Linked DNA regions of Homo sapiens: region 1 is linked to region 2. Evidence: chromatin loops called from intact Hi-C (ENCODE). Cell type or tissue: CD4-positive, alpha-beta T cell. All regions are shown on one strand. Each heading gives the region's core, and the rest is flanking DNA. Links, peaks and the distances in the headings are about the cores only.

Region 1 (15,207 bases), core at 2,335-10,334, 52 kb after region 2:
GTGAAGAAAATTTGATGGCTTTTCAGAACTTTTTAGAAATACAACCAAATCTTACTAACTCATGGGCTGATGATAAAATTGCTGATAAAAGTCCATATCTTTGGCTCCTCTGCCACCAGGGAACAAATGACAGAGGGGAAGAAAATTGCGTTTACATCAGTCCATTTCGTTATTCCTTAGCTCTCACAAGTAGCTCTCATGCAACAGAAAATTGAAACTAATGGCAAAGCCATGGCTTTTGAATGAGAGGAGACTTCTCTGTGCTATTGCTGTACCCTAATTATCCCAGGAAATGGAATATACTTTGCCATGCCCGCATAAAATTTGCTCGTGGCCTATGTAACAGGAAATAATGGCATTTATTTATTAAATTCCCCTTCATTCCAAAAAGAATTGGAAGTAGTTACATGAAAAAGAGAAAATTACCTACCAGTGATTTCAAATGTGCAGTCATTCCCTTCAATTTCATCTAATCTAGTCACCACCGTTCCTGCTATTGGTATTTTTCCCTATTAGAAAAAGAACATTCTCATTAATTCTGCAGTTATACAGGTCTCTGTTTATTTCACTTAGATTTTCTGACCCTCTCAGCAAGGCAAAACTATGGCTAGACGTATTTCTCCAGTCTGTCAATAGATAATATGTTTCCCTGCTCTAAATTTTAATCAGACTAAGAAAGCAAGGGGAAAATGTGGATTGTGTTTGGCTAACACACCCTAAACTATAAGATCAGGATTTACAAAGCAGTTTACTTTTCTAACACATTTTCATAAGAATCAGTAAAAAAAAGTGAAGGCTCAGATGTTATGAAAATTATTAATTGCCAGGCCAAGATGGAACAGGCAATAGTAACTTATAATACTCTATATGTTGGGAGCTGACTGAGGGACATTTAATTTCCTAAGGAGTTTAATAACATGCTTCTTAGAAGCCTGAATCATGTGCTGTGACTATAATAAGACAAACATAGGAGCAGGTCCCAGCTTTATGTTTTCTCAGCAATAATGACATGGGCCTGTACAATACTGCTGCTAATTTATCTAGTTTCCATTTATGCATGCAAAACCTAGTGCATAACTAAAGCGGTGGATATATTCAAGATAAACTCATTATACTAATACAAAGGTCTTTGATCTAAGGAACATCTGCTCTTACAAGCTCTTTAATTACAATGAAGGGTCAGAACATTCTGGTTCTCCTGGCTTGAGCTTTTAATGCCATAGTGGAGATATTGCATCTGGATGGAAACCTGTTTTCGTTAGGGGGTCTGCTATGTGTTTTATATGAAATTTACTAACCTGATAGATAAAGCCACTCATCCGAGGACTTGCAGATAACATTATCAGGACATTTGAAAATAACATAAGGTACCGCTCCTCTTTTTCCTGAGAGGGAATGAAAATAATACATGAAGAACAGAATTGGACACTTTATCTGTTGAGAATTTCTGGAATCACTGCCTTATAACATAGACCTTATATAAACAACTGAAACATTAACGGTAATTTTTTTTTTAAAAAAGATACCCAACTTGAAAACACAAAACTAGTTGAATTTTACTTTGACATGGACATAAACCCACAGTTTATCTCTCTTCTTCTTATACATAACAATTAAATACAAATAACCATGCTTGCTTTCCATGTATGAAAGCCTGAGAAGTCACCACAGTTTATGCAGCCAGTGAGATGTGCTAGACCTGGGCACAAAATAAGTCTCCAGGTTCACAAAATGAAAATATATTTTACTTTGAAAAAATGGCAAGATGAAGGGGTTTTCAGGTGATAAGAGATTTAGTATGCTCTAACATGTTTGTTAAAGTCGTATTCATAAAATTAGCTTTGGTCATTAAGAACAAGATAATTATTGGATTTATGTAAAACATAAAAGTAGATACACTTTCTTTTTTTTTTCTTGAGACGGAGTTTCGCTCTTTTTGCCCAGGTTGGAGTGCAATGGCACGATCTCGGCTCACCACAACCTCCACCTCCCGGGTTCAAGCGATTCTCCTGCCTCAGCCTCCCAAGTAGCTGGGATTACACACATGTGCCACCACTCCCGGCTAATTTTGTATTTTTAGTAGAGATGGGGTTTCTCCATGTTGGTCAGGGTGGTCTCAAACTCCCGACTTCAGGTGATCCACCCACCTCAGCCTCCCATACACTTTTTAATGGCACTGAGGAAACCTTGAAACGTGAGGGCTGCTGTGAGCCCCTTCAACAGATATGCAATTAGTATACGCAAAAATTACGTTTGCCTTCCATGCCCAGCCATCTTAGCTACAATTATCCTTATGCCTGTCTCCATCTCCTTCCTTCCATTTGAGAAGAGCAACCCTTCCAGGCTAACTATTCTAACAAGTGCTCCACATTCTCTCACATCTTTGTTTCACTTAGTTTTCCTCTACAGACACCTCTTCTTCTCCCAGCATCCTCTTCTCTTTTACTAGCTGTTCCTCTTTTTCTTTAACATATGTACACCTCCTATCCTAACAGACCTTGGCTTGCCCCCATGTGGCCCTTTATGCATAATATCCCATTTCTTGACATTTTATTGGCAAATTACTTGCTGCCTTCATTTTCTCTGCATTGATCCATCCCTAACTGCACCCCCATTGCTCTTGGAAAGTCATCAGTAACTGCCTTCTAGCAAAATCCAATGGCTTCCTCTTGGTCTTCACATTCCTTGCCCTCTGAACCTTCAGCAGCAGTCAGCACACTGGCCATTTTCAAATGCTCCTCGTGGAATTTCCATGACACCATGCTCCCCCAGTTCTTCTCTACCTTCCTCTTTGTCTTTTTATTTTTTCTGGCACTGATTCCTCCTGCCTTCACCCAAGGGGTTTATCCCAAAGGTGTGAATGACTAATAGTTAGACTCACTGCAGTAACCTTCCCTGGGGTATTTGCATTTTAAATGAGATTGCTTATTAACCCAAAGTAATGAATCTCCGCCAAAGACGTGTCAGAGAGCGTAGGAAGATGTTTTGGGAGAAGGAAGACAATTCTAACACCCGATACATCAAACCAGGTGCCATAATCAACCTTTCTCCCTTTCCCTGGCTCCTTCCTAAAAGAAATAATCCATCTTCAGCTCCCCCCACCCCCCGGGCTTCTCTCTGGATATTTACTTCCTAGGAAGGCACATCTGTTAGGGACATCTAAGTCTCTGCCTCTAACTCTGACCTCTCACTCACATTTCCATACTACATTAACAGCTGCCTATGGGACATCTCCACCCAGATATCTACAGGTCTAAAATTATATTCTTCATCTCCTCTAACCCAGGGGCACCACTTCCTGTTGGCTTTCCCTTCTAAAGATGCCTCCAATTTGCTCCTTCTGCTCCATTCCCAGTGTTACCACCGTCTTAGGGGACTCCTTCTCACTTTCCATCCCAGCTGGCCTTTCTGCTTCTCGTCCATTCCCTCCAGTTCATTTGACATATATAGGTCGCAGATTAGTGTGAAACATCCCTTTCGGAGTGTTGTTCTATGACTGTGGACTCTTTCATTATTTCCCATGGCCTGTTGCATCCATCTGAACTACTCTTGCCTGATGTCAAGCTTCTGCATAGTCTAATTCTACCTGACTCAATCAATCTTTTACTAGGGCCAAGTTGCTTCTTTTGCTCCCTACAGGCTGGTTTCCTTACTGTGCTGCAGCAAACCAAAGCCACATTTCTGTTCTCTCCTAAGATAACAATGACCTCTGCCTTGCGAAATCCTCCCCTTTTGTTTTTGTGCCCCCTCCTCAAGTCCTGTCTCCGTAAGGTCTTCTTGATCTCTCCCTCCTGTGAACTTCTATGGACTCTTGTTGAGATTGCAAAATCGAACATTGACTATTTGGTTTGTCAGCTAGTTGCAACTTGTGTTTTAGTCTGTTTTTAATGAGTTCTTTGAAAACAGGGATCATTGCTTGTTCTTTTCTCCTATCTCCCACAGCACCTAGCAGAATGTTCAACAAAGAACAGGTGCTCAGCTTCTGATTTGAATGTTGTAGCATTTGACTTTGATGGAAGAACAAGGAAGAAAAACTACTTAAGAGGCTCAGGCAGGAGGATTGCTTGAACCCAGGAGGCAGAGGTTGCAGTGAGCCAAGATGGCACCACTGCACTCCAGCCTGAGTGACAGAACAAGACTCCGTCAAAAAAAAAAAAAAAAAAGGAAGAAAAATACGAAAGATGGAAGAAATAATGTTGAGATTTGAAATACCTTACCTCACATGCTCCATACTGCACCATTACTTGTGACATAAAAATCACATTTCCCAAGTTTTTAATATCTTCTCCTTCCCATGCCTGAATAGGTTCGGACAGTATCTGTAACTCCAGCTGTTTTCTCTTCCTCAGATCTTGACATTGCCCCTACAGAACCAAAGCAGAACATAATGGAATAGGAATTCTTATGAAATAGACTAAAATAAGACCAAAGTAAGATGTGGCTTCTGACTCTTTGGTTCCCACTGAGTCCCTATTCCTCATCATGAATCCCATGACCCAGGCCTGTTCTTGATAGACAGAAAGATCCACTACCCTAAATCTCTAGGCTTGAGCCCCCAAAGGTTTTGTGAGGAAGGCCTATTTTTCATTTTGCCAAAGCATCAAAACATAATGCTAGAAAGAGCTTATTTCTCCCTCCCTGTAAAGAATATGGGAAAGCAAGCAGCCAAATCACACTGACCAGAGCCAGGTGAGGACCTGGTAGATTCAGATCTACTGGTTGGTGCCCCTGCTTTAGCTCCTCTTACCTTGTCTATCTTTGCATAAATAGGGCTTTAGTGACAAAATAATTGTATTTCTAACATATGCTCAATTTTCAACAAGGTAACATCTTGAAAATAATAAAAAACAAAAAATTTCTCCTGGAGTTATAGTGAAAGAGAAAATTAAATTCTTTATGCCACAGTGAATCAAACTTATAATGAAACCTAGGCACTGCTGTACTTTGTTTAAGGACCAAGATTGCTGTGAAAAAAATACTAAATTAGTTTTTATTCCTAAAAGGATTGGAAAAAAGAGATACAACTGAATTTCATGATGACATACTGAAATTTCAAACCAAGAAAAAATTACAGTTTGCCAACACTATGTGGGGTATGAATACTCTTTCTATATATATGTGTGTGTATGTGTGTGTATATATATATATATATATATATATATACACATATATATATATATATACACACATATATATATACACATGTGTATATATATATACACATATATATATATACACATATATATATACATATATATATATATATATATATATATATCTCACTGCTTAAGAAACTGTGAGGTTATCTTAGAGTAATTTAACAGCATGCCTTCCAAATTGAATACAAAAATAAGCACATGGTTAGTTCTGTTACTGTTTCCAAATGAATGTAAGATAATATTTTGGGGTTATATTTTCTATAAAATCTCTGCTGTCCCTTTCAGCTACATGGAAACTCAAAGAAATAAATTCACTGTACACATATTTTAAGAGCACCTATAGTAGGAATAAATATACTAAACCATCAAGGCAAGTTATATAATATAATCAGAAAGAAATACAGGTTTTTAAAAAGACTCATTTTACATTCCTATTTATACAAGAAAAAATAGAAGAACCATAATTATAATAAATGCTGTGGGTTTCACTGGGCTGTTCTATTAGCTTGCGCCATGTAAAACTGCCAATATTGGACTGTTTTTGGCATATAACAATGGCAATTTTAATCTAATACTTACTCTGGTCTTCAACTTACTGTTCAACTACAGACACGTCAATTACTGATCTTTCAACAAGGATTAATAATTAAACATTAGTCCAAATCACTTATAATGCTACAGAATTGTGTGAAATGAAGCTAAGTTTAATCAATTGCCCAAAATGAAGTTTTCTTTCCTCCTAAAATGGCACCAAGTGGTTTTATATCAGTGGGTTCAAGAAGATACATTAACCATCATACTGAAGATACAAGATCACGTGTACCTTTGATAGCAACCTATATAAAGCACTTGCATTTTAGTTCTTTAGGTTTTTTCCCCCCTTTTAGATTTGATGAAGGATTTCTTCTTCATATGCAAAGAAAAAACTCATACCCTTTGGCATAACTAGTTGAATCCAGTATTGATGCAAATCAGTGAATGATGAGTTACACAGACTCGTCATTAGGTGAGCAATGGGGGTAAAGACAAAGAGACAAAAGGAAACCCCCCACCTACACACCAATGCTTAATGTGGCTTAATGTGGCTGAGACTGTAAATGTGATTGCTTTATACCCTCAGCCTGGCAACCTTTCTTTAGGTAAGCATGATTTTTGGAGGACAAAATTAAGTGAAACAATCACTGCTATACTGTCATGAAAGCTTATTTCCATTCTAAAGACCTTTGTATAGGGAAAGAAATGTTACACACAAATCGCTCTTTCAGGAATAAAGTATACAAAATGGAGAATTGTGATTTTAAAGCATCACCTACCATGAGAGTTTTGAATGCTACGATTGCTTTCAGAATATCCTGATGATCTGGATGAGTATCCTATCAAAGGAATACATTTGAAAACAATGTTAGAGGAGAGAGGATCAGCAGTTGCCAAGGGTTAGGGGTAGAAAGAGAGTATGGCCACAAAGATAGCAAGAGAATTTTGGGGGATGATGGAACTGTTCTGTATTTTAATTGTGGTCATGGTAACATGAATCTATACCTGTGTGAAAACTCATAGAACTGTGCACCAGAAGAAAAACGTTAATTTTACTCTATACTAAAGATTAAAAAATAGAGCAGCATGGGAGCATTTGGAATCTCAGTGACTCTAATTATTAGGTGATTAAGAAATTAAGAGAGTTGGTAATGCATCATATATTTAGTAACAATGTAGTAAAAGGCAAGAGTTCCCACTTCCCTTTTTGCTATTATACTTTGGATAATGATTATTTAATAATAAATATAATAATTAAATAATTATTCGGGGTACATCATTAGGTCATGTTGTTGGTAGATGACAGGAGGTAGGGAATGGTGGAAACAAGAGTCGTGGTTAGAGAAAAATCAATCTATCAGCCGGGCATGGTGGTGCATGCCTATAGTCCCAGCTACTTGGGAGGCTGAGCTGAGAGGATCAGCTGAGCCCAGAGGTCGAGACTGTGATGAGCTGTGATTGTGCCACTATACTCCAGCCTGGGTGATAGAGTGAGACCCTGTCTCAAAACAAACAAACAAACAAACAACAACAACAAAAACTCAAGAGAAAAATCAATCTAATTCCATTTCCTAAAATGCCTCCATTTTCTTTCAGCAGTGTGAACATGGCAGATGGGAAAAGATTCCAAGTTTCATACCATATTTTCCTTCTTAAGCAAGGCTCTTACACATGGCCTGCAATCCTGTGGTACTTGCAATTCCGAAAGTGGACAGATTCAAAAACGGCTTAGAGGAATCCATAATTCCATAACTGTTTATGAAGGGAAGACACAGATTCTTATGGGTAGATGTGCACCTAACATTGGGGCATAGGGGATATGTCCTTTGGAACTCAGCTGGAGTAAGGGAAGACTAAATCTCCTGCCCCACTAGTCTCGGGTGATAAAATACAGAGCTGAACAGATTAGGGGCCTGACCCAAGCCAAGAATGACATTGCTCATAAAAAGTAAGGTTGTATTCCTTTACAGTAAAATTTATCCTTATCCAAATCAACTGACAAACAAGAAGTTCAGGCTTTATTCTACTGTTAGCAGCCATGCCAAATGCTCTGAAATCTGCACAAAGTGTCTCACCCAGTGGTGAACTAGTTCTAAAGGCTTGTATTTTCTGATGATGGGAAATGAGAGGCAGCCAAAGACATGTGACCCACAGCAAATGGAAGCAGGAGGAGAACAGGCTCCACTACAAGAAAGACTGAGATATAGGATCCAGGCAGCAGGAGCATCTGGGATTTGTTTCTCCCCAAAATAAGTGCATATTTGCATTTCAACACTGAAAAGTAATAGAAACTGAGGCCACTCGTTTCTGGATTTTTGTGATAAGCAAGGAGGGGCAAACCTCAAACGGTTCAGCAAACTGGTTTAGCTTATGGAAAGGCATCCAGAGGTCAACACCTTCCTGAGCCCTAACTGAAATTTCACACTGACAGGCTTTGCTCACCAGCTCCCCACTGCCTCCGGCTTTCAGGCAGGTCAAATACCCTGAGAATGTGGTTTCGCTCAGAGAACATTCTTTCAATCCTTACAAATGCTGACAAGCCCGGCAGAGTGCGGGTGCACTCTTTTTCTTTAAAGATAATCAAACCCCTTGAAACCTCAAAACCTTTCCCCAGACACAGGAAGAGCAACTAGGGTAAATGCAGCCTCCTCCAGCAGGCCCTCCTCTCCCACCCACACTTAAATCCCCCATGAACAATCACAAAAGAATGGCTCAAGGAGCTAGCTCTGCTGATTGGTTTTTCATAACATGAGGCCTTTGGTTCTTGGTGAAAAAATATTCAATTATCAGGCCTCATTGCAAAATCTTAGAATTTAGAAAAGATTATAGCTATGCTACAACAGTTGCAAGTAAACTGTAGGCTTATAAATAAAAATGTGGGGGGACTCTGATGTACATGCATGATGTGTAGAGAGATACCACTAATATTGTATCCATCCATTAGTCTTTAAGGAATACCAGAATCTTCCACTGTTATCCAGAGTCAGGAAGTTGAATGATGGCAGAATTCTAGAGATAAATATTCCTGTCTATAGTGAACTTGTTCTTTGTACATTCTGATGTTGTTTTGCTCTATCTCCCACAATAAAGTTGGTTAATATACCAGAAACAAAGAAGATTTCTTAGTTGGATTTTGACCAAACTACTGAGAGGGCAAAAGAAAACTCAAGTTAGCAAGTAAGCATAGACTTAAGGGAAGCCACAGGACCAAGGCTTGGAAGAGAAGAGCGAAAAGGGAGAATGATCATTAATATCTAGTAGCAAAGAGTAAGGATCTTATTTTGCTGCATAAAAAGGAAAACTAGAAGCCTGAGAAGAGGGAAGAACAGATAAAGTAAATTTTGAATCCAAGACCTTGATTCCTCTGCAAGGCCATTTTGGAGGCAAATTGGCTGCGTCCTCCAGAGCACAGGACCATACTTGGCACACGAGCTTGAAAAAGTTCACCTTCCCTTACCTCCATATGCCGTTCTAACTCTTGCAAGAGAGTAACATATTTCTCCAGTCGCATGAATGGTTTGCTGAGGTTTGTTGTTAAAATGAGGATACCTGGGCTCGATGCACCTTGATTTTCCATGAATTGTTCCAACTCATCACTAGCAAAAGAACAAATATAATTTTGTTACTGTTGAATATCTCATGTAAAGAATTATCAACCTAAAATTATTTTACTGTATTTCACACAATATAAAGCCAAATAAAAATGTGTTTTACTAGTCCAAATGCTGTTCAATTTGTTTTGGCTCAACTAAATCAGGTTTTATTAAGCTCCTTCTGTAAAATCAGCACCAGGGCTCCTTTGGTGAGCCAGACACTCATGATCCCTGGTGTCACACATTCAACAATTACTGATTGAGCATCTACTAAGTGACAGGCTCTGTTCTCTGATGGGGCTACAGCAGTGAACAAAAAAAAAAAATCCCCACCCTTAAGGAGCCTACATTCATGGGCGTGAGATATACAGTGTATCAGATGACCCAGAACTTAAAGTATAATTTAAAAAATAGATTTTCTTAATCACTTCAAACGTCCTAGTTATTGGCTGGTCAGGTGCCTAAAGATAACAATCCACAAGGTTGTATCACCCACTTGTAATGTTCTAGAATCACTTCCTGCATTTAGATACCAGCATGTTTGTATGACTAACCACAAAGTCACTTAGCCCAATATCAAAAACCAGTGAAGCAGGTTAACCAAACACTTCCATAAGGCAGTAACTTGGTGAAAAAATATATTAATATTTTATGAACTGTGTGCTGTAAATGTCTAATTCTAAGCCAGTGCTTTTTCTGCTGTTTAGCACCGTTCCAAACTGTTTACTTTCCACCAACAGGGATATTGAGTCCTGGGGCTGCAAGATCATTTTGATACATATTTAAGCAAAATATACTTAGAGGAGGAAACCTACTGCCTAAGTGACAGCTTATGTTGAAACTTCTGCTTTATTACATGGCCCTTTTACCTCTTTGGTTGGCCATGCATATCCAGTCAGTCACAAATCTTCTTGGATCTGTTCATTCCTTTCCATTCCTGCTGCCACTGCCTTAGTTCAGGATTTCAGCTCATTCCATCTGGCTCACTTCAATAGACCAACTGTTTTCCTGGCTTCCAGGCTTTTTCCAGGTCCTACAGACTACCATTTTAGCCTCACTGCTTTCCTACCCAAGAGGCTGAGTGCCTACAAGATCAAGTCTTAACTTTTTAAACTCCTACTGGCTCCACCATCTTTCTCACTACTCCCCAGCAGGAAACCCCTAGTGCAAAGTGACCTACTTATTCTCCCTAGAACACGTCTTATGCCATGGTTCCCAACTGTGGTGTGCTGCTATAAGGTGTGAAGTGTGTTCAAAAAACTTGCTATCAGTAATAAAGTACTAGGAGGCTGGAAACAGAGCGGATTGCAGGTTATCCCTGCAATCCCCACCCACACTCTCCCTTCGTGGGCTTTTCTGAGCAGGAGAGAAAAGATGGAGTTTCAGCTAATGCAACAGCAGCCTTGAGTCATGCAGTATGGCACATATGTTGGGCTGGGAATGGCTGCCTTAATGGAGTCTAGATCACATATGAGAGGTCATATCTAGCAATTGCTGCTAATCCTTTTATAAAACTTTTACAAAATTATAGAGACAGGGTTTTGCCATTTTGCCCAGGCTGGTGTCGAACTCCTGGGCTCAAGCAATCCTCCCACCTCGGCCTCCCAAAGTGCTGGGACTACAGGCATGAACCACCGCACCCAGCCTGCTGCTAATCCTTTTATCAGTTTTCGTAGTCTTGTTCCAGAAGTAGCCAAAGGGAGGGAAATGTCCTAGACTTGGAGTCATAAAAGAGAGTTGGCAACCCTGGATGAGTTGCCTGAGCCTCAACTGACTCATGCTTATAAGAGAGATAAAACCTACTTCCTAATAAAATTGCAAAGATTAAATATTGGGGGTTTTAATGCTACTATTTCATGCTAAGAATTGTACATGCATTCATTCTTGTTTAATGACAACAACATTTCAACATAGGTGTTCTCCCCATTTTACAGATGAGAAAACTGAGAGGAAGGGTGATAGTAAGTGGCTACAGTGGGATTCATACTCAGGTCTGAAGCCAAAGCCTCAGGTCTTTTTAGGATGCCATACTGGCTCTCTGCAGGACAGGATTTTGTAAACTTTAAAGTAGTCAGTGGATGCATTATTATTATTATTATCCCAAGACAAATACCTTGCTAAAATCACATCTTTAAAAACTACCAGTACCTGTGGTTTCCAACTTAATGGAAATTCAATTGATGTTCAATTGCCAACCAAGAGCATAAAGTGCATAAAGAGGTTTAAAAATTCATTGCATATAAAATATAATTAGGGAAATAACTCGGGTTTGGAGTGCATTTGAGTAGAAATGTAATTTGGAGAAAATCATTTTCCTAATTTCTTTTCAATTTAGTAAACAAGTTTTATTTTTTCTTTCAGTGACTAAATGACTGCCCGCATCCTCAACATTTTACTCTAATTGATGCAAGAGTGAAAGCAATTAAAAGCAAATGCTAATGTGTACCTTATTATTACCTTCCATGCAGCATTCTAACTTCTAGGCTTGCTAAACATCATAAAACAATTTAAATTTATTTCAGTACAACATGAGATCACTATCTTGGATTAAAACACTGGTTCTTCAGAAAAGATAATTTTACTAGGGCAACAAAAGAACAAAATTGTCCTAAAATGCCTTTTATCTATGATAAATAGATCCTAAAAGACACATTTTATTTAGCCAAATAAACATAATACACAAATTAGTATCATTATACACAAATATAATACATAAATATATATTGTTATACCAAAGAACAATCTGTCTTTTAAATGTAGAATTTTATACAGCCCATTTGAAATAGCAGTGGATTAAGACTTGCTTTTCAAGCTTAAAATGTTCTGTATATGTGACATGATACAATAGAAGCAGTTCTCAGTGTATAAATGCTGTTTAAAACAACATACATTTATTTCATAGAATGCATGGTGGATGGGGCTCTGGGATATTCTGGGTTGGACTGGAAAGCTGAAGAAAGCTATGTATACTATAATAACACTACAGAGCTTAGCCATCTCATATAGAAGTGCTTCTGTGGCATCTTTGTATAGGTTTCTAATTTGAATGATCATAACTCTACCTAGCAGAAGGTCAGAGATTCCTCCTCTCCACCTCAATTACTACCCCACCAGCCCTTCGGGGGAAATCACTGTGGTCCAAAAGGGGTGGTGAGGCAAGAGGAGCTGGCTGCCACAGCCTCTGGCCAGTGGAAAATTTCAAGAGTGCCACTCACACTGGGTAGAGTGGTTCCCTTTCTTCTCTTTTTCATTTATCCAGCCCCAGATATTAGGTGGTGTGCTTCTTTTGCTTCTTTTTTTGTCCCCACTCCTTTTTTTTTTTTTTTTGAGACAGTCTTGCTCTGTTGCCCAGGCTGAAGTGCAGTGGTGCGATCTTGGCTCACTGCAACCTCCACCTTCAGGGTTCAAGCGATTCTCTTGCCTCAGCCTCCTGGGTAGCCGGGACTACAGACGCACACCACCACATCCGGCTAATTTTTGTGCTTTTAGTAGAGATGGGGTTTCACTATATTGGCCAGGCTGGCCTGGAACTCCTGACCTCCAGTGATCCACCTGCCTCGGCCACCCAAAGTGCTGGGATTACAGGCGTGAGCCACCGCGCCCGGCCTTGTCCCTACCACTTTTTGTTTGTGATCAGTCTTACTTGCTCCCTTCTCTGGCCCTTCAAAGACAGAAAAGAACAGAACCTAGGCTCAGAATTTTTTACGTGCTCCCTGCCCCCAGAGCAAGTACACAACTTTTTGGGGGGTTTCTCAAAGTCTTCATTGCTGGCAACCATGGTAAACAAAGAGTGGAGAGAACTAACAAGAGCAAAAGCACAGCACAGCAGAGACGGAAGTGAGGTCCGGATCTGTCTTAGCACCAACTCCTCTTCTCTCTGATCTCTCATTTAACCCTCTCCCTCGTGAAAAAGGATGAATGCCACACTGAAGCAAGCACAGGAGAGAAGAGGGTATTTTTGTAAAAGAGAGGTTATTCCCAGGAAGAAACAGGAGCTACCATAGCAAGCTAGCAGGGGAGAGGGAGGGGAAATCCCGAAATACCTCACCCAGGGGACAACAAAAGACTAGAGCGGCCATTCAAATATATGCAAATATGGGGACACATCAAGGTTGGGGTCTGATTACATATCCAAATTCAGGCCATACACGACTGCATTTTTAACAAGACAGCTGCATGCAATCATACAATTTTAAGGCTGGATCCCTTCTCAGGGCCAATTGTTATAAGCATTCCTGGTATGGTATTGCCACCTAAAGGCCGAAAGGAAGAAGTTCACCTGAACATCACAGCTTCAGCAAGGAAAGAACAGAAATCCACCAATGTCCCTATTTCAGCTGAAATCTTCATCTAAAAAATGTTTAATGTGAATTTTCTGTGAATTTCATTTCACTGTGCTTTGCCTTTAATAGGTCAGCATAAATTGCCACTAGATGCATGTAAAATAGTTGAGATTATATTAAAAGCACATGTGAGAAAAACCTCAAGTATTTTAATTTTCATCCCTTTTACCTGTAAATAAACCAGTAAGATAAAAATTTAGTTCTATGAGGACTCCAGTGAGTCTTCCATCATTTCAAGGGATATTATAAAATTCTCAAAAACACCGTTAACTAAAATTAAACAGGGCATTATACTTCACCAAAAACTTGAGAATCTTTTAAATCAACTGTGTAACAAACATCAAACCATAATGTTTGAGGGAAGCTTTACTTAATTATAAAATTAAATTCCCAACATAGGTAAATGTAGTCAGTAACATTTTAACACATAGAGTTACAATGGAAACTTCTCTAAACACCACAGAAAGTCTGCCACTTGAGGTAAACCATTTCTTTCCAGTATTCATCCAGAATATTGTTTTCATATCAAAAGGAGAACATGTGCTCATTTTACTGGTGTTAAGGAATTTGCCCTTATATTCACAGGACATTTATGAATTCATCAAAGGAAAAAAGTCTGTGAATCATTTTTTCTTTATTGTAGATATGTAGAAAAGTATGAAAACATTCCTGGAAATGACAAAAACAAATTTAGGACTGTGGTTCACTCTGGTGAGGGAGAGAAGAGCAGGAAATATTGAAGGGGATACACAGAACTTGAATTGCATCTATAATTTGTTTCTTAAGCTGAATAGTGGGTACGTGGATGTACTTTATATTATCTCTGTTCTTTGTATGCTTGAAATATTTTATACTTTTTTTCCTAAAAAGAAACTAGTAGCTGGTAGGTAGATGTTTAAAGGACACATAGGGCATGGTGACACAGTGCTGGGTGCTTAGTATACATTATTTCATTTAATACTAACATCAATCCTGCAAGGTAGGTGGTTTGACCCTCATTTTACAAGTGAGGAAATTAAGGCTTAGAAATGAAGTGAATTGCCTTGGGTAAAACAGCCTCTAAGTGGTAGAATTGTGAAGTGAGACATTAAAAAAGTGATAAAAAGTTTAGGCTCAGATCAGGCAAGGGCACAGAAGGACAGAAAAGGAAACAGTAAGGAGTTCCACTTTTGAGATGGTGGCATGAGATTCATTGGATGCACTACTCAGTTAAAAAAAAGCGTAGCAGGTGAAAACCATTTAGGCCAGGCGCAGTGGCTCACACCTGTAATCCCAGCACTTTGGGAGGCTGAGGCAGGAGGATCACTTAAGCCCAGGAGTTTGAGACCAGCAGACTCTGGTCAACATAGTGAAAGCCCTGTCTCTATAATTTTTTTATAATTAGCTGAGTGTGGTGGTGTGTGCCTGTAGTCACAGCTGCTCAGGAGGCTGAGGTGGGAGGATTGCTTGAGCCCAGGAGTTCAAGGCTGCGTTGAGTTATGATTGTATCACTGCACTCCAGCCTGGGTGACAGAGCAAGACCTTGTCTCTGAAAAGCCAATAATAATAAAAATAAAAATAAATAAAATATCTAGAAGT
Region 2 (15,207 bases), core at 3,877-11,876:
CCCAAGAGCCATCAGCCTCATTCCCTTCTGTTCCTCTAAGTTGAAGCCTTGGTGCAACCCATTTTTATGAGTGCCTGCCAGGGTGGTTTTAGAAAGCTGAGCCTCAGGAGGAGGATAAGGAACAGTTGGGAGCACCCAATTTCAGCTCAGTGTGGATGGTCCTCAAGTAGGGAAGACAGAGGAAATGTGCATTGGGTACAAGATGGCGCCTCCTCTTCCTGGGAAGGAAGATGACCTTTGTGGCTAAGATTTTCCACTTAGAGCTTTTCCTGGTCTCACAGATCATCAAACGAATCACCAGATTTACCAAAATATTTTTGTGGGGGCCGCTTACTACATTGACCAAAAATATCTCAAAAATACGTTTAAGCCCATTTAGCCATTGTTTATTAAAAAAATGCGGAGTGAAGGTATAGGGCACCAAAGATTCATACCTTGCCCTTGTTCTGCAGCTCATAAACTAATTGAGGAGACAAAAAACAGTTAAGTACCATTGCCTGGTGCTACATAATTAAGTGCCAGGTAAATGGAAGAGAATTCCTAGGCTATCAAACAACAACCTCTGCGAATTACTCCACCACCCTCCAGGCTTTGGAGCTCTTGCCACTTGATTAGGTTTCAGTACTTGATGGTTATGGAAAGTGCCTGAGAGCCAGTGTTCAAATCAACTTGTTTACAAAATCAGTTCCTAACAGGGACAAATTTGGAAACCAATGGAAAAGTGCACAGGGATAAAGCAGGTATAAAGTTATATACTCCATGTGATTCCAGTGATGCCAAATATATGTGTATTTATTTCTTTATTGAGAGAGAATGCATGCGAGCCAGCAAGTCTAGAAGGAAATACTCCAAAATGTTATCAGTGGTTATCTTTAGGTTGTGGGTGCTTTTGTTTCCTTCTTTATATTTTTCTGCATTTTAAAGTTTCCCACAATGAACACTTATCACTTTTCTCATCAGAAAACCAGAGCTCCATCGAGCATTGGTGCGTGAAGCATTCTAAAATGTAGAGCTTCTCCGTGAAAATAATAAGATGGGTTTAAGGGCAATTTTAAAGAAATCCCTGGCTAACTGAAAATGAATTCTTAACAGAAATTAGGCCTGTTTGAGGTAAACTATTTTTCTACTGAGATTCAGGGGGCAGCCACATCCTCCCACAAGTCTGCTGTCTTATCTCAGTGTCTTGACGGTTCACCCAGAGCCTGAGCAAGCAGGAGCTGAGGACCTACTGTGTGCCCAGCATGCAGCTGGCTGTGATGGAGCTGCATAGGTCACTGCTCTCTGTCGTGAGCCCAATGCCCATTAGTTACAGGAAGAATTTGGACTTTATCTGACTACATCCCCTCCAGCATCTCCTACCATAGTGAGAGCCATCATAGCATAGAGGTTAAAAACACAGACCTAGGATTTACACAAATGGATTTTCATCTTTTTTATGTTGCTTACTAGCTTGGCCAAGTAATTTGACCCTTCCCAGCCTTGGTCCTACCCCACAAGTTGCTGCTGGGAGCCTCCAGTGTGGCATATCGGATTCTTAGCATGGACTGGGCATATAAGAAGTACCCACACCATTTTAGTCCCATCCTGTTTCTTTCCCAACCCAAGGCACATTCTGAAGTACTGCAATATCTTGTTAGGTGTCAAACAGGAAAGAATTGCAAAAACATGAGGTACTGGGTGAAGAAAGAGAATGACATTGTGGGATACCATACCCCAGCCATCCACAAGAAGCACAGACTTTCTCTAGATAAGGAAGGGCCAAGTTGTGTGGTAGACGGTTAGTTGCCATAGGAGTTTAGATAAAAGAGGACATCATATGAAACTTCCTGGAAGAAGTACATTTGGGGTGGCTCTAAAGGAGGAGAAAGCATTGGAGGTGAGGCGAACCAAAGTGAAGGCATTATGAAGGCAGAAAGAATGCTAAGCTGTTGGACTAAATTAATACCTTGCTCACAGCAATAGTTTGTGGATAAGATATGCAAGCAGCAAACTCCCTTCTAATTGTTCAGCCCCATCATTTTATATCTAAGAAAACTGAGTCGCAGAAAAAGAAGGCCTGTCACCTAGCTAGTCAGGAGCACAGCCAGTACTGGAATCTTGGCCTTCTGGCCCCCCAGAGCCCAGTGATGTGGTACTAGGATGAGAGAGCCTTGAGGGCAGGGATCCTGCCTCAATCAAAACTGAGTGAGGGGCAGAAGGTGGGGGAATGGGCCATGACTGCTAAAGGGGACTGGGTGTCCTTTAAGGGGTGGTTAAAAAATGTTCTGGAATTAGATAGTGTTGATGGTTGTGCAACTCTGTAAATATACTAAAAACCATTGAACTATACATTTTATAATGAGTGAATCATATGGTATGAGAATTATATCTCAAAAATGGTGTTACAAAAAAATACTGAGTGGACCCATCCTGGGTCCTGGCACAGAACAGGGGCTCAGTCGCTAGGAAGGGAATGGGGCCAGTGAATGAGAGAACAATAGGGTGATCTGCAGTTCAGACCATATAGCAATTGTGGCACTTCATACACCCCAAGTGAAAAGGAAAAGGAAAAGAAAAAAATACTCTGGGTGCCTTTGAGGTAAGATATTGAATTCTTTCTCTGAAGTTCTTAGGTTTGGCCTTAGATACCATTTCTCCCCTTCCTTTCCTCACTCAGGATGCCCTTGATCTCTTCATAAACAGTTGAGATCAGAGGGTTCCCCTGTGTTCAGAGCACCAGGTGTTATGCTCCAGGTGCTGTCAAGGAGCTAGAGCTGGGCATATGGAGACCCTGTGGTATGAGAACTGCCCAAGCCAGCAGAGGTCCCAGACAGCTCCCCCATTGCCTCTAGGGAACGTGATGAGCACCAAAGAAGGGTTCAGTCTTGCTGCTCACCTGGGCATCAGCTTTATAGCTTTCCACAGCTTTTTGTGAAGTTGTAGGGGCTCCTTCGCTTCTTGAACATAGCGGTAGGCTTTTGGTAAATCAAAACAGATATATACACAGCTGTTTTTCTCTGGTTCTCTTTCATTTTTCATTCATTCATTGGTTTGTTCATTCTACAAAACAGATATGGCCCAGGCCCCTGTAGAGTTTATGATCTAGTCGGGGAGAGAGAGATTACTCAAATACAGTAGACACTTGAACGACAGGTTTGAACTACACTGGTCCACTTATACATGAAGACAATGATCAATACAAAAACCTTTATGATAATCCAATTCCACTTAATGAATAGTAAAATTATTTTCTCTTCTTTATGATTTTCTTAATAACATTTTTTCTTTAGTTTAAGTATACAGTATATAATACATATAACATACAAAATATGTATTAACTGTGTATGTTACTGGTAAGGCTTCCAGTCCACAGTAGGCTATTAGTTACATTTTGGGGAGTCAAAAGTTATACAAGGATTTTCGACTGCATGGGAGGCCAACTCCCCTAACCCCCAGTTGTTCAAGGGTCAACTGTAATTCCCGTGGTAGGTAATTCTAAGATGGCCCCTAAGATTCCTACCCCTTGTGTACATGCCTTATATAATTCCCTTCCCTCTCTGTGGGGAGAATCTGTGAGCATGATGGGGTATTCCTCCTGTTATTAGGTTACATTTTAAGGCAAAGATAAGGGGATTTTGCAGATGTAATTAAGGTCCCAAATTAGTTGACTCTTAGTTAATTCAAAAGGGAGGATATACAAGATGGGTCAACTTAATCACCAAAAGAAATTGTAAGATGACAACTGGGACAAATGCTGCAGAAGGAGAATACATGGTACGATTTAAATAAACATAGCTAACACTCAACATAATATATACTATTTCTCAGGTGCTGTTTTTGGTACCTTGCTTAGGTCTCACAATAGCCCTAGGAAGAGACTGCCATTCTCCCATTTCCCAGGTGATAAGATAAAGGCACACCGAGTTTAGTGACTTGTCCAATGTTGTATTCTTGGGGAATGGTAGAGTGGGTATTTGAAGCCAGGCAGTGTGGCTTTGGTCCTGAGGGTTATGCCACACCCACTAGCCCAGAAAAAGCCTTCCTTTTGGGATGGGAGATGTTTGAGGGGAAAAGAAAGTTGAGCTTAGTCCTTCTTGCATTTGTTTCCCACTTTGGTTTCTATGGTACTTGCCAATCCTGGTTCTCTGTTTTGTTTTGTTTTTAAATCCCTCTTTGCTTCTCTTTTTTTCTTTTACCTAATTTTGAGATTGCCCCCGAAGTTGGGTTACTTGCACCCTGCTCTTTCCCCTAAGTTCTCTTTCTTTTTGACAGTGCATTCATTCCGATGAGTGGTCTTTTAGGGTATTATGAAGTCATGCAGTTAATTTTTAGCAATGAATCACAGCTGATTTCAGAATCAAATGTCATATAAATCAATTTGTGTAGAGCTAGTAAAAGTATTGTAACTTGGAGGGAAATGACTATCAGTTTGCAATTCTAGATACCCAATAGAATCACCTGAGGAACTTGTTTAGGTGATTCTAATGTGCAAACAGAGCTGAGAACCATTGGGTTATTATAACCAATGAAGCCATTCAGTACAATCTTACTTTAAGGGAGTCTAGGAGTAGCATGGAGGGAATCCAAATGCCTAAGTGGTCAGGAAGAATGTTACTTTGTTTATAAGACTATTGTGAAAATTGATTCTATGAATTGGAGTTAACTTGTCATACCCAGCTAGAGTTGAGAGACCATGGAGTAAGCACCTGCCCAGAGATTATGCCACAAGCCAGCTACCAAAATGACCTGCCATAACCCTAAGACCAGTTTTACCCACTGCCATCACTCACTGATCAGAGCTTGCCCACTCCCAAAACTTTCGCTAGTTCCAATGAGTTTTCTTTCAAAACAATATGTGACATGTCTCTCTCTCTCTTTTTTTTTTTTTTTAACTTTTTGAGACGGAGTCTTCCCCTGTCACCCAGGATGGAGTGCAGTGGTGCAATCATAGCTCACTGCAGCCTCGACTTCCTGGGTTCAAGCGATCCTTCCACCTCAGCCTCCCGAGTGCCTGGGACAACAGGCGCACACCACCACGCCTGGCCTCTCTTTCTACTAAAACCTCCAACCTTCTCTTTGTTCTTTGGACACACTGAAGGCCAACCCAGTCTGCATGTATGCCCAAAATTGCAATTTTGCTTTCCAAATAAAATGTCTTGTTTTAGAGATTTGACTCTATATCTTTATCTGACTTTGACACCATGCATTAATAAACACAAGCCAGTGCAGCAGTAAAACATTCCACATTCACTGGTGCAAGTGAAGAAAACACAGGAAAACAGAAAAATGATAGTATATCACTTCTCTTCGTGTGTTCCACACAGTTTAATAGGCATTACATAGGTGAGAAAATAAGGTGGTGAGAGGATGGGGGGAATTGGGTGTAGTGTGATACCACTTTACATATGTATTATTGAATCCTTACAATACTGAGAAGCATCCCTATTTAAATATGAGGAAACGGAGGCACAAAGAGTAAGTGACATGCCTGAAGTTATAAGGATAGTAAGATAGAAATATTAATTCATCTTAGGAATGAAGAACATTGCCATTCTTCCTTTTCTGAAAACATCACCAAGAATTATTGTTGAATTTTTTGCTATTTCACTATTTATCACAATAATGTTTTTTCTTTGTTCTGTTAAGTGAATTAGATTAATGAATTTTCTAATATTAAACTATCCTCTTATTACTTGAATGGGTCCCTCTTGGTGAAGGTATGACTCTATTCACATACAGCTAGGTTCCATTTACTAATATTTTACTTGGCATATTTTCAATAAATATTTATGTGTGAGACTGCAGGCAGCTTAATTTTTATGCTCTTTGTCAGATTTCGATATCAATGTCATGCTGGATTTGATTTTTTTAATGAGAATATTTTTATTTTTCTCTGTTCTAGAACATTTGAAAAAGTATCAACATTACTTGTTCCTTGAAAATTTGAAAGAATTCATGAGTGAAACTGCTTCAGCCTGATGTTGTTTAGGATAATTGGCTATTTAAAAACACTCCTTGTTTGGGCCAGGCACAGTGGCTCACACCTGTAATCCCAGCACTTTGGGAAGCTGAGCTGGGTGGATCACTTGAGGTCAGGAGTTCGAGACCAGCCTGGGCAACATGGCAAAACCCTGTCTCTACTAAAAATACAAAAACTGGCCAGGTGTGGTGGTGTGGCCTGTAATCCCAGCTACTTGGGAGGCTGAGGCAAGAGAATTGCTTGAATCCAGGAGGTGGAGGTTGCAGTGAGCCGAGATCATGCCACTGCACTCCAGCCTGGGTGACAGAGTGAGACTCTGTCTCAAAACAAAAACAAAAACAAAAACAAAAACAAAAAAACCCCACAGTTTTCTCTGGATATTAAAAATACTAGTTTATTCCATAGAGACTTAAACCAGCCCAAAGAACGCAGTGAGAGGCAAAGATGTTCATTTTACTCCATTAGGCTGTTTCTTTCCTCTTCTCATTCACTTTTATGAATAGTGATAAACATATGTTTACCTGGCAAATCCCTCTTTTCTTCTTATACAAGTCTGGGTTAATTACAAAACAGCAGTGACTTTTTCCAGGGCCACATCTAGGTGCATGACATACTTTGGAACACTCACAGTATAACTGGGTACCTGATGCAAATTATTTGCATATACAAGCAACATTTGAGTTAAAAGTGTTACGGACTTCCTGAGATTAGCATTAATTTTTTTCTTCTCTGTTTCCTCTACCTTCTCTTTCCCAGCTATTTAATAGAAGCCTCTTTATTAGAGGAGGTGGCTGGAGAAGAGCCACAGAACTAGGTGAGGGGGTGGGGAGAGTGAGTGGAAAACGATCAGAAACCTTTATTGGGAATTAGATTTTCCCTGTCTCGCCCCACCTCCCACCCCAAAAAGCCTACAGTTCTTCCGGGCCATGGTTTGAGCCTGCCATTCTAGAATGTTCCACAATGCAACTATTACTTTCCTGTAGAGGTCATGAAACGTAGATTTTTGGCTTTCCGGTCTTGCTGAAAGATCTTTATTTCAGTGAAATACCAATCCAGAAGCTACTTTGAAAAGTGTCATATGCCATCCCCAGACTTGGTTTAGGAATAACTTGTGCAAAAGCCACAAATGCTCTTCTTCACAAAACCTCTACTGTGGTTTTCGCACATCACTGCTAACTCTAGCACAGTCTTTCCTCTTTCTTACAGGAGTAAGAGAAAGTATTAGCACTAAGTCAGCTCTGTTCACATTTCCGGTTTCAGAGGCGCTAACTCTGAAAATGCAGTATTTTTTACAGTTCACCCACTCTGTGAAGGATATTCCCAAATCTCATCCCAGTGACAGAAAATCCTTATGTGTCCTAAGCTGCAAATAAGCATTCTGCTCCCAGGTGGAAGAGGATTTTGAGATAAGTTTTTGTTAAGAAGCATGGAAATAGGAGCATTGAAAATTGGTGAAATGCGTTAATTCAGCCACATGAGTAAAATCCCGGATTGGCATTTTGTACCTAGTGATGACTAGTGCTGCGAACCCATGGAAGTCTGGGGACAGCAGCATGCAATGTTGGAAGAGAAGAAAAACACCCTCGTGACTCCCCTCCGGTATAGCTCAAAGTCCCCAGGAGACTTCCTTTCCCCAGATACCTGTGGGTCTACCTGGACGCAGAAATGTGTGCTCTCCTGCTCTCAAAACCGTACCTCTCCCCTTGTCTAGTAAATTAGCCAGACATGGCTCTTAATTGAGATAGTGCTGTGAGCTTGGTTTTTTAAGACAACTTCCTTACCTATAATTAGTTGGCCCTTAATCCTCCTTAAGCTTTCTCTTCCCATCCTGGGGTGTGTGGAAGAGGGCCAGGGGAGAGAAGGACTGTGAAATCCTCAAAGTCCCCAGAGCTCTGCCCCCTGACCCCAGCCCTCGGAGGCCCCCTGCCCTCCCTCCACTTCTCAAATTCCCCAGCTTCTCTCAACCCAGTCCTTGCCAGCGTTAAGAGTAGCCCCACCCCCACCCTCCCAGGCAGGGGAAGGGGCAGCTTTAGGGCTTCCTGGAAATTTACTCCCTGGCAGCTTTCCCAGGAGGATTTGCACTTAAAAAGGACACTTGGGGAGGGAGCCTGCCCCTCTGTACAAAGCTTGTCCTTTAGAAGACCTGGACACAGCCGCCAGGTGGGAAGGTGTCACCTGTGTGAGGGAAGTGGGAGGTTATCCTGAGGAGAGAGTGTGTGAACCAGGGTTGGTCTGGGGCGGGGCAGCGGTTGGGTGGGGAGGACAAGACTTTTCTGCCTGCACTACCCCCACCTTCCTTTTTCCCATTTGTTTCACCAAGATTTTCCTTCCTGACTTGTTTTTGGACACTTTCTGCACCCCTCTTGTTCTGTTCCTAAACTGTCCCATGCACCTTTCCACTACCTTCTCCCTGAATATTTTTTGCTGTGTCCTGTTCCTTGTCCTGGTCCCAAATCACTTGGCCTGCCCTTCCCTTGTCCCTGGATCTTTTTGCTGAGTGGCACTATTTTTGGACAAAGAGCCTTTTCCAGTCCTGCCTTGAACCACACTACATAGAAGCCTCCGTGTAGATGATGTGAGAGTCAAAGCTCTAGGAATTAGCTAACTCTTACCTGGGGCTGGGGGCCAGGCTGTGGAAGGACAGAGACTGGAAAGAGAGCAGGACCCCTTCAGCAGCCCTGCTTACCTTCTGCAGAGCACAACAGCCTGGCCTAAACAAAAATGTTCCTAGTGGCAGAAGATACTTCTCCAGAAGGGCTTGCTTTCATCACACTGTAATTATATATACATTCATTCAGTGAAAATTTACTGATCACCTACTATATGCCAGGCACCATTCTAAGTGCTGGAGATACACCAGTGAATAAAAAAGACAAAAAGGCCCTGCCCTTATGGATGGATCTTACATTCTAGAAACCAGTGCTGGACCAGGCATCAAGACCCTAAGTTATTAGCTATGAGACCTTGGAGGAGCTGCTTAACAACTTCCTGAGCCTGGGGTCAGAACTGAAGAGGGCAGCGTGGAAGATAACAGTTAGAATTTGGAGCCTCAGATTTCTCATCTATCAGAGGGGTATCAGGCTGAATGGGTCGACAGATACAGAGGTGTGCTCTTTGAAGAGTATCCAATACCATATAAACATATGGTTTTATTATCGTCTACCCTCATCCTTGCCACCACTTTTAGGGAGTAGTTCCTAGCTTTGGGCCTACAAGAAATGAAGGTACCCTGGGTCTATTTCATTTGGAAGGATTCTGCAAGTGCATGAGAATAGAGAATACAAGTATTAGGTTGGTGCAAAAGTAATTGTGGTTTTACCATTACTTTCAATGGCAAAAATCTGATGATTAAAGATAGATAGATAAATAGATGATGGGTAGATATAGCTATAGATACATGTTTTTTACACAAGTAGCACATATTCATTGTGGGAAACTTCAAAAATATAGACAAGTTAAAGCAAAAAGATAAAGATACCCCAGAACCTATCACCCAGACACAAGTCTTGTGGTACCTTGCAGACTTGTTTCTGTGTGCACATGTAGAGGAGTGTAGAGCATAATCAAAGAGCCATGCGGTTCCTCCGCTTGACTGTGTGTCCTCTGCTGATGAACATCTTTCTGCTCAGGTCATGATTGGAGCAGCATTTCAAAAGATGGAGCCACTTTCTTCTACAGAAGTGTTGTATTAGTTTCCAAGGGCTGCCATAACAAATTACCACAAACTGGGGAGCTTAAAATGATAGAAATGTATTCTTTCACAGTCCTGGAGGCCAGAAGTCTGAACTTGAAGGTGTTGGTAGGGCCATGCTCTCTCTAAAGGATCTAGGGGAGGGTCTTTCCTTGTTTCTTCCTAGCTTTTAATGGTTGCCAGCAATCCTTGATGTTCTGCGGCTTGTAGACACATCTCTCCAATCCCTGCCTCTGTTTTTGCATGGCTGTTTTCCCTCTGTGTTTGTCTGTGTTCAAATTTCCCTCTTCTTATAAGATCACTAGTCATTGAATTAGGGCCCACCTTAATTCAGTTTGACCTTATATTAATTTCACTAATTACATTTACAAAGTATTTCCCCCCCAAAAAAGTCACATTCACAGGTGCCACATGGGCATGAATTTGGGGAGGGGAACACTGTTCAACCCAGAACAGATATCAACCCTACTGCTTATTTGAAACTGCTTCAGATGTGGTTGGTTCCCCGATGTCAGGGGAGAGAGAGGGCTCCAGGCATCAGCCACCCTGTGACAAGGAGTACCAGGACATCCTTCTCCTCAAAGTCAGAAAACATCCTGATGTCAAAGATACGGGCTATTGAGTTATATGTGGAAGTGCTCTAGTGGAAACTGTCCCAGGTCCACGCTTACCAAGATGGCGCAGTTCACCATGGGGCACTGTGATGAAGAAAGATTCCCAACTCCACTTATTCACAGGGGAACACCCGTGCCACAATAGCTATCAAAGGTTGTGGTAATTGTTTTCCAATTATCTACCTGTGGGCAAAAATTAACATGGGTGCAGAGCATGGAGGGGAACTTTTAGCTACTACTCATAAGCACTTTAGGGACACTCTCAACTTATTTTTACAAAACTGGAACTGGGCCGGTTGCAGTGGCTCACACCTGTAATCCCAGCACTTTGGGAGACCGAGGCAGGCGGATCGCCTGAGGTTAGGAGTTCAAGACCAACCTGGCCAACATGGCAAAACCCCGTCTCTACTAAAAGTACAAAAATTAGCTGGGCGTGGTGGCAGGTGCCTGTAATCCCAGCTACTCAGGAGGCTGAGGCCGGAGAATCGCTTGAACCTAGGAGGCAGAGGTTGCAGTGAGCCGAGATCATGCCACTGCACTCCAGCCTGGGCAACAAGAGTGGAACTCTGTCAAAAAAAAAAAAAAAAAAAAAAAACTGGGGACATCCTATTTCTGCCATGATATTTGCACTATCAGTGTATCACAGGGGTCCTTCTAAGCCAGTAATATACTTCTGTACCAAAATGTATTTAACTAGTAATCCTAAATCTTTTGATAAAGCCCTTCCATTTCTCTTCCACCCCTGTGGTCCCTGTGGTACATCTTGTGCTGAAAGATTACCTTCTACTCAAATCTTAACTATTTTACTGAATCTCTCCACCTCCTTTTGCACCCCTTGACTCAGCCAGGAAAAAAATATATATATATATATATTTCCTGCCCCTGGCGTTTCCTTAATCAGATGCAGACATGGCTGGATGTTCTTTGCTGGGCTGCTGAGTCAGAAGCCTGGACGGGCCAGCTTCAGTTTTAATGAAGTGGCTCAGGAAGGAAGTGCTAACAGAGATGGGTGCACAGTGCAGTCAGTGGGTGGGAGCTGATGCTGGCTAGAAGACCTGAGTCTTCCGAGAGGCAGCTTGATTCCTGGAAAAGACTACTGGGCTGGAAGTCAGGAGGCCTGGGGTACTCTCAGCTCTGCCGCTAACATGCTGCATGACCATGGTAAGTCATTGCCTTTCTCCGAGCCTCAGTGAGAAACAGCGGGCCTGGCCCCAGAAGACACTGTGGGAGAACTAGAGGTCTTCTGCGTCAGGCCCCCACTAAGAAGGCAGTCTCCTGTGAGGATACCTAAGAGATGAGTTAGAAGCAGAGGGCACATTTCACAAACAGCCCCCAAGGGGTTGTCAGGAACAGACCACAGGAAGAATCAGAGAGACAGAAATTGCCCAAGCCTGTGGTCTGAACTGAAGAGGGCAGCCTGGAGGACACCAGTTAGAAGTTGGAAAGAGAGAGAGAGAGCCCTGAATGAGTTAAGTCAAGAAGAAGGATCATGGTAGAGGTAAATTGCAGGGTAGGCGGGGAAAGGCTGTGGAGAGGGGTTTCTGGGCAGTGGAGCCAGGAGCTAGCCTACTAAAGTCCTGGAGCTCTAGGGGAGATGCAGAAAGCAGGCTGAGGCCAGGCATGGTGGCTCACGCCTGTAATCCCAACAGTTTGGGAGACCAAGGTGGGCAGATCACTTGAGGCCAGAAGTTCCAGACCAGCCTGGCCAGCGTGGTGAAACCCTGTCTCTACTAAAAATACAAAAATGAGCCAGGCGTGGTGTGCATACCTGTAATCCCAGCTACTCAGGAGGCTGAGACATGAGAATCACTTGAACCTGGGAGATGGAGATTGCAGTGAGCAGAGATCGCGCCATTGCACTCTAGCCTGGCGACGCAGCAAGACTCTGTCTCAAAAAAAAAAAAAAAAAAAAAAGGCAGGCTGAGACTAGAGCAAGGGAGGTTTAAAAAAATGGACTAGAACCACACAGACAAGTCTTAAATGTTCAATCATGTCAGGCTGATATTTGAAGGAAAACAGGTGCCAACTATGTGCCCACCTGCAGAGCATGCCATCCCTGAGACCCTTCACCGTGGAAGAAAGGGAACTTTTTGTTCTATAAACACCTGATATTTCATGTTCCACATTAAGGGCTGACTGGAGAACCTGAGGTGCTGTGCAGAGACCAGAGGAAGGCTTTGATCCCAAGCCTGCAGCCGTAAGAGAAGAACGAGCCCATGAGTTCCAGCCTGTGGGTCCTTCCACATGCTAGTTCCTGTACCTGGAATGTATTCTTTCCTGACCCAGAAAATTCCTTCAGGGCTTCCTCTTCCAGGAAGTCTTCCCTGAGTCTGTCACCTCTTCACCCTCACTCCTTCTGCATGCTCCCAAAATCCCCTGCACTTCTCTACTGTGGATGCTTACCCAGTGCACTGTGGTCCACTCTGGCTTTTGTATCTCCTTAACTAGCAGCTCTGTCTTTTTCATTTTGGATTCCCAGACCTATCAGAGAGCCTAGTGCTTGCCAAATGCTGGGAAAATACTTATTGAAAGGATATTGACTACTCGGTGTTAGCCACAAGGCCCCTCGGACAGTCTTGCCATAGGAAACATCAATGGGAGAACCTTTTGGAATATATAGAGAGATGCTGTGGGGAACTTATGGGTTTGTTTTTTTTGTTGTTGTTTGTTTGTTTGGCTAAACTCACAGCAATAGGTGTTAGAGTCATACAAGGGTTACAATAGCACCCAAGAGCCCACTTATGACTAGAAATTTCTTCCAGAATTCCCTTCAAAGCATGACTCTCCTGCTGTGTTTGGGGTGGGGAGTGTGTGGCAGTGGCGAGGGGACACAATCCTGCCTCTAGGATACAACTCTGGAGTGGATATGTGCCAAGAAAGCTCACCTTGGGGACCTGGGATGGAGGTAGGCATCTGGTAGAAAGGGAGAGTGAGGATTCTGGGCACACTATGAAAACTAATACCAGAAACCAGATCAAGACACCCAACATCCCCATTCCCAACCACACTCATCTATGCTGGAGGTGATTATCCCCACGCCCCTCCTATGTTACTCTTCCTGAGCCATTGGAGTGCCAGAATAAACATAACCAACTAGAAGACTTCTGCAGAATGGAAAAGGATGGAAGATTCCAGACTAGAAAGGCCAAGGACAGCAGATGGACACTGAATGTTGAGATTTGTCAGTGGAGTGCTGCAAGACAGGATGCAAAGTTATGACAGGTGTCTTTGCTTCTAGAGAGGCTTCGCAGACATGCATTCTATCCCACCCCACCCCGCCCCACCCCCTGGGTGTGTAGGTACTCCTCCTTCTTGTTCCCACAGCACTCTGTGTTCACTTCTACAGTGGTGCTTTTCACACTGTTTATGATTGTCTGTCTGCTCATGTATTGGTCAGCTTCTCTGAACTGGAAACTCCTGGCAAAGCAGGGACTATCATCTTTTTCTTTGTATCCCCAGGGTCCAGCTCAGCACCTGGCTCACATTAGGCACTCAGTGAATGTTGATGTGAACAAATGAACTGATTCAAAGAAGTGTCTCCTGAAGTTGCTTCTTTCCAATCCAGCTAACAAATGCAGTATTCTGAATGGAGGTACCAGAGATCACGTCATCTTCAGCTTTCTGCTGCAGATCCACATGAAGAATCACACATATCCTTAATGTTAGATAGGACTTTGCATTGAACACTTTAAAATGTGAAGTCTGGCTTTGAAGAGGGTGTATAACACACATAATTTACTGTGCATCAGTCTCACTAATGGAAAATAAACAATAACCCATAAATCATCTTTCTTCAAGTGTAATGTGTTTAGGTTAAAAGTTGATTGGTCAGTGTTAAAATATATGTAAATTTTAGCCTTCCAGATCCCATGAAAATGTCTGAAAAAAAACTTTTAAAAATGAGTAGTACAAGGTTATTTGTTACAGCATTTAAAAATATCATATGATTGGAAACAACCTAAATGTTCATCAATAGGGGACTAGTTAAATAATTTATGGTACATCATCATTCATGTAATGGGACACTATGAAGTTGTAAAAAAACAGAGAATAAGGAAGTGTTTTGCTGACATAGAACAATCTCCAAGACACATTGTTAAGATGTAGAACAATGTGTTATATACTGCTGGGTGTTAAAAGGCTGAAAGGGAATATCTATGTATTTGCTTGAATGTGCATAAAAGCATCCCAGGAAGATACATAAGAAACTGACAACACTGTTTAACCATGGAAGACTGAAAGGAAGAGATGGGAAAAAGACTGCATTACATACTCTTTCATACTCTTTCATTTACATTTTAGACCATGTGAATGTATTATTTAGTCAAAAATAAATATAAAAAGGAAGAAACCACAACAACCATAGGAAATAAGAAAAGGTGACATCAATGTGACATAAATTTTGAGAGATAGCAACAAGCAAGAAAGGCCATGAATTTGGACTAACAGACAGATCAGAGCAGTAAACATTGCAATTCAATAAGTTGTAAGAGTATGCTTTCCCAAAGAAGCATTAATCACAGAGTCAATGAATGTGAGGAGCAGGGGTGGGCTATGAGGCAATCATTGAAGAGCGGCAGCGGAAACAGCTGGGAAAAGTGGCCCTCTCCCTCTCTCTCCTTTCCCCCAGTGGACCATTTGTTAGCAGCAGCATTTGGCCTTGGCCCTCAGTCTAAAGTTACCTAGAGAGGGCTCTAGGAAGGGTGCTGAGACCTCCACAACAGATAGGAGGACAAAACCAAAAGGAAAACCAATATTAGTCAAGAGTGAAACCTTCTACAAGGCTCCACCCCCAGAGAAAAGCCCTCCTTACTTCATCAGTTGTGGGGGTCCCTGGTCTTCCTGCCTCTCCACCCACATAACCTAAAGGGAAGCCTGACTGTTGACATTTCCTACCCACTTAAACAGAACCCACAGTCAGCCCTCCCATTCCGGAGAGAGGT

The links. Hi-C counts contacts between places; a loop is a spot of excess contacts. Peaks named below come from ENCODE experiments on the same cell type or tissue, not always from the same donor. Only the 100,000 strongest peaks of a DNase experiment are listed, where the experiment ranks them.
Region 1: a loop joins it to region 2, with 1.8 times the contacts of the local background. A loop is called at or near these places in 9 of 110 quality-filtered maps.

The regions. Positions count from the first base shown.
Region 1 is chrX:136,681,460-136,696,666 of GRCh38, forward strand. It overlaps ARHGEF6 (Rac/Cdc42 guanine nucleotide exchange factor 6), which reads right to left. Exons shown (of 22, transcript NM_004840.3): 10 at 9,151-9,289; 11 at 6,473-6,532; 12 at 4,218-4,364; 13 at 1,299-1,385; 14 at 431-509. Among named protein-coding and RNA genes, the nearest start is that of CD40LG, 41 kb to the left of the region's middle. RefSeq lists an enhancer at 13,322-13,421. In CD4-positive, alpha-beta T cell, for the core only: no CTCF peak of the experiment used is centred there; DNase peaks (open chromatin) are centred at 6,202, 8,252 and 9,792; H3K27ac peaks cover 4,098 bases.
Region 2 is chrX:136,628,380-136,643,586 of GRCh38, forward strand. It overlaps LINC00892 (long intergenic non-protein coding RNA 892), which reads left to right and starts at 11,164. Exons shown (of 3, transcript NR_038462.1): 1 at 11,164-11,425; 2 at 12,395-12,461; 3 at 13,724-14,050. In CD4-positive, alpha-beta T cell, for the core only: no CTCF peak of the experiment used is centred there; a DNase peak (open chromatin) is centred at 7,092; H3K4me3 peaks cover 1,608 bases; H3K27ac peaks cover 1,985 bases.